2 separate regions of the Homo sapiens genome follow, and region 1 is linked to region 2. Evidence: chromatin loops called from intact Hi-C (ENCODE). Cell type or tissue: heart right ventricle. All regions are shown on one strand. Region 1 overlaps ERC1 (ELKS/RAB6-interacting/CAST family member 1). Region 2 overlaps ERC1 (ELKS/RAB6-interacting/CAST family member 1).

Region 1 (2,500 bases), 60 kb after region 2:
TTTTCACCATTTTGGCTAGGCTGGTCTCGAACTGCTGACTTCAGGTGATCTACCTGCCTTGGCCTCCCAAAGTGCTGGGATTACAGGTGTGAGCCACCGCACCTGGCTTATTCCTTCATTTTCTATGTGTGTTTTTACATGTGAAGTGAGTTTCTTGTAGACAGCATATAGTTGAGTCTTTTTTTAAAAAAAAATCCACTCATTCAGCCTATATCTTTTAATTGGGGAATTTAAACCATGTACATTCAAGATTGTTCTTGATATGTGAAGGCTTACTCCTGTCATTTTGTTGTTTTCTGATTGCTTTGTATATCCTATGTTCCTTTTTTCCTCTCATTGTTTATCCTTGCTGTTTGGTGGTATTCTGTAGTGATAACATTTGACTAGTTTCTCTTTCTCATTTGTATATTTGCTTTGCCAGTGAATTTTATACTTTTATGTGTTTTCGTGATGATACATATTATTCTTTCCCTTCCAGATGTAAGACTCTCTTCAGCATTTTGTATGGCTGGTTTAGTGGTGAATTTTTTCAGTTTTCATTTGTCTGTGAAAGACTTTATTTCTCCTTCATTTCTGAAAGATAGCTTTGCTGGGTATAGTATTCTTGGCTAACAATTTTTTTGCTCCCCACCCCCTTCATTCAGCAGTTTGAATATATCATTTCATTCTCTCCTGACTTGTAAAGTTTCTGCTGAGAAATCTGCCATTAGTCTGATGGAGATTCCCATACATGTGACTTGAGGATTTTCTCTTGCTGTTTAAAAAACTTTTTTTTTTTTTTTGAGAGACATTATTCTGTTTCCCAGGCTGGATTGCAGTGGCTAGTCACAGGCACAATCATGTCTCACGACAGCCCTCCAACTCTTGGCCTCAAGCAATCCTACCCACTCAGCCTCCTGAGTATTCTCTTGCTGTTTTCAGAATATTCTTTTTTATTACTGTGATTATTATTATTTTTAGAGATAGGGTCTTGCTCCATTGCCCAGGCTGGTGTGTGATGGTTCAGTCATAGCTCACTGCAGCCTTGAACTCCTGTGTTCAAGTGATCTTGCCTCAGCTTCTTGAATAGCTAGGACTACAGCTAAAAGATTGGCCATCCCTGGCTACTTTTTACATTTTTTGTATAGATAGGGTCTTGCTATGTTGCCCAGGCTTGTGTCAAACTCCTGGCCTCAAAGAATCCTCCCGCCTGGCCTCCCAAAGCATTGGGATTGCAGGAGTTAGCCACCGTGTTCAGTGTAGAATTCTGTTTTTATCATTTACTTTTGACAACTTGGCAATAATGTACCTTAGAGAGGACTTTCTTTGGGCTGAATATGTTTTGGGATCTGTGAATACCAAAGATTCGAGGGATATATGCCTGTATCTCTGCTGAGACTTCGGAAGTTTTCCGCTATTATTTCATTAAACAGGTTGTCTATGCCATTTACCATCTCTTCTGAAATTCCCAAAGTGCAAGTAGTTGTTCACTTAATGGTGTCCCATATGCCATGTGGGCTTTATTCTTTTTTATCCTCTCTTCTTTTTCTTCTGAGTTTTTTCTTTTTTTTTCTTTTTCTTTTTTTGAGGCAGAGTCTCGCTCTGTTGCCCAGGCTGGAGTGCAGTGGCACGATCTTGGCTTACTGCAACCTCCGCCTCCTGGGTTCAAGTGATTCTGCTGCCTCAGCCTCCTGAGTAGCTGGGATTACAGGTGTGCACCATCACACCCAACTAATTTTTGTATTTTTAGTAGAGGGAGGGTTTCACCATGATGGCCAGGCTGGTCTCAAACTCCTGACCTCAGGTAATCTGCTCACCTCGGCCTCCCAAAGTGCTGGGATTACAGGTGTGAGCCACCGCGCCCAGCCCTGTCTGAGATTTTGCAAAAGACCTGTCTTCAAGTTCAGAAAATCCGCTTGATGTAGTCTATTCTATTTTTTATTTCACTCATTGAATTCTTTAATTTCACAATTTGTTTGTTTGTTTGATATATATCTCCTTGTTGAATTTTTCACTGATGAATTGTTTTCCTATTTCTTTGTACCGTTTGTGTGTGTGTGTGTGTGTGTGTGTGTGTGTGTGTGTGTGTTTGTATATTGCTGAGTTTCCTTAAGATCATTATTTTTCATTTTTTTCAGGCATTTCAGAGATTTCTTTTTTTGGGGCGGGGGGGGACGGATTTCTTCCTAGAGAATTAATTGAGTTTCTTTTGAGGTGTTGTATTTCCCTTGCTTTTTTATGTTTCTTGTGTCTACTTTGGCATCTGTGCATCTGGTGCAGCAGCTGCTCCTTCCAATTTTATGGAGCAGCTTTTGTGCAGAAATACTTTTTCCTGCAGGTATATCTACAGTATTGGCTGGATAACGTGCTTTGGCCGTACAATAGAGTAGTATTCAGCCATGAAAAGGAATGAAGTTCTGATACATGCTGCAGTGTGGATATACCTCCAAAACTTTATCCTGACTGAAAGGAGCCAGATACAAAAGATCACTTATTGTATGGTTCCGTGTATATGTAATAT
Region 2 (2,500 bases):
CTTTTGGCTTTCCAACTTACATAACCATATCATTTGTGAATAATTACTGTTTTCTGTTTTTCTTCGCAATTCTTACACCTTTTTCTTTTCTTCACTGGCTGGGATTTCTGGCATGTTGTTGAATAGAGATAGGAGACGTCATTGTCTTTTCCCATCTCAAAGGGAAATCTTTCAACTTTTCATTGTTAGGCATGATGTTGTCAAGCACACTTACACAAGACAAGGCAAGGCTAAGACCTTGCCTGTCTGATTTGACTGGCAAAGACACAGAGAGCCTCTTTAGACTCAGACAGTTTATCTGTTACATAGTCGGCAGAAAGAAGAATAAGCCAAAGGTTCCTGCTCCCTGTGATCTTTGTCCCACATACCAAAAAGGATAACACCACAACAAAAGGGGCTGATGCCTGCAGTGTGAGCTGGGGGATACTCTGTTGATGAGGAGCCTATTCTAGGCTGCTGCTAAGTGGTTTTGTATTCTACAGCGCTGTTCTAAGTTAGGCAGGGCTGAAGGTTCAATGCCTTGTCAGAACCCAGGATGCCATGAGAAACTGTCTCATGGCAGCTTCTAAGGAAGATAGGGAAGAGGTGACCTGGGAGAGCTCCATATAGGCCTTCCACCATCTCCTGTTATGGGAGGATCACAGGGCATTCCTCCAAGACTCAGATAAGCTGCAGGTCACCAGAACACCATGGTGGAACTGTTTCCCTACAGATGTTTGTTATAGTTGCTTTTGCACATGTCCTTTATTAGATTAAGAAAGTTTCCTCCTATACCTAGATTTTTATTCATTAGTAAATGTTAAAATGTGTCCAGTGTGTTTCGTATCTATTGGATGCTTCCCCCCCTTTCAACCCATTATTATGGCCAGTTACATGGATTTAAAAATTCATTTCTGCTGGTTAATAAATTTCTTTCTTTTTTTCTTTCTCTTTTTTTTTTTTTTTTTTTTTTTGAGACGGAGTCTTGCCCTCTCGCCCAGGCTGGAGTGCAGTGACGTGATCTCGGCTCACTGCAACCTCCGCCTCCTGGGTTCAGACAATTCTCCTGCCTCAGCCTCCCAAGTAGCTGGGATTACAGGTGCCCACCACCACACCCAGCTGATTTTTGTATTTTTAGCAGAGATGGGGTTTCACCGTGTTGGCCAGGCTGGTCTCAAACTCCTGACCTTGTGATCCAACCGCCTTGGCCCCCCAAAGTGCTGGGATTACAGGTGTGAGCCACCATGCTCAGCTGGTTAACACATTTCTAAGCATTTTTTTCCTTTGAAAGATTTTACTTACTTGAAAAAAAATTGCTGTTGATGACTTTCTTTTCTCTGGCTGCCTGCCTTTTTCTGTGTGTGTGTGTGTGTGTGTGTGTGTGTGTGTGTGTGTGTGTATAAATTTTTTTTTTCTCATTGTTCATATAGAATTCAGGTATAGAATTCAGGTTGCTGAACTTTTCAAGGAAGAAAGACCGTATTTAACTTCTGATTCATCATTAAGAAGTTATTAATGGTCCCAGAGACTCATAGGGGTTTCTTCTGAAGTAAGAAGAAGCCATGTTTTACATCTTCAGATGCCACGTAGGTGACTTTTCTACCTTCATGGTAGTATTCACTTTACTTTCATTAAAGGCAAGTAATTTTGAGTACTTCAAATTAGTTCCCATCCCTTTTCTAAACTTTAAACATTTTTAAAGAAATCTTTATTTATTTTCACCTGGGGTTTCACTCTGTCACCCAGGCTGGAGTGCGGCAGTGCTATCATGGCTTACTACAGCCTCGACCTCCCAGGCTCAAGCGATCCTCTTGCATCAGCCTTCGAGTAGCTGGGACTGCAGGAGTGCACCACCACACCCAGCTAATTTTTTGTAGAGATGGGGTTTTGCCATGTTGCCCAGGCTGGTCTCAAATTCCTGAGCTTAAGTCATCTACCCACCTTGGCCTCCGAGTGTTGGGATTACAGGCATGAGACACCATACCTGGCCCCTTTTCTAAACTTTTATATGAAATTTAGGCTGAACCTTTGCTTGACGTTATTCTCCCTTGCATTTAGATATAAAGTTATTAAACAGAAAAAGTTACTGAAGGTAGATAATTATTGGCTATTTCATGTGATTTTTCTGGTGGTTACTGTAGTCAATTTTATAGTATTGCCAAGTTTCTGAATCCATTCTGAATAATGTGATTGTTTATTCTTATGCTTTGGGCCTGATAATTTTTGTAGAGCAGCAGTTCTTATCTGGTTTCCTGTTATTTTTAAAATAAATTAATTGAAAATGGGCATAAATTATTTGTTAAGTTTGAACTTGACAAATGCAGGTAAAGTATAATGATATTATATTTCTTCTGTACAGCAAGTATATACATGTATATTTTAAATCATCAATCAGGATTTCCTTCCAAAGTTCAGAATTAGGTTTTGATTCTTAACAGTTTATATTAAAATTCTTATTATTATTACTTTTTTTTTGAGATTCTTAACAGTTTATATTAAAATTCTTATTACTTTTTTTTTT

What was found. A loop is a pair of places that touch in the nucleus more often than their neighbours do. Peaks named below come from ENCODE experiments on the same cell type or tissue, not always from the same donor. Only the 100,000 strongest peaks of a DNase experiment are listed, where the experiment ranks them.
Region 1: a loop joins it to region 2, with 1.8 times the contacts of the local background. A loop is called at or near these places in 11 of 110 quality-filtered maps.

The regions. Positions count from the first base shown.
Region 1 is chr12:1,063,454-1,065,953 of GRCh38, forward strand. All of the region lies in intron 2 of ERC1 (ELKS/RAB6-interacting/CAST family member 1), which reads left to right. Among named protein-coding and RNA genes, the nearest start is that of ERC1, 73 kb to the left of the region's middle. In heart right ventricle, no CTCF peak of the experiment used is centred here; no DNase peak of the experiment used is centred here.
Region 2 is chr12:1,003,472-1,005,971 of GRCh38, forward strand. The region is part of intron 1 of ERC1 (ELKS/RAB6-interacting/CAST family member 1); the gene reads left to right. Among named protein-coding and RNA genes, the nearest start is that of ERC1, 13 kb to the left of the region's middle. In heart right ventricle, no CTCF peak of the experiment used is centred here; no DNase peak of the experiment used is centred here; H3K27ac peaks cover 1,290 bases.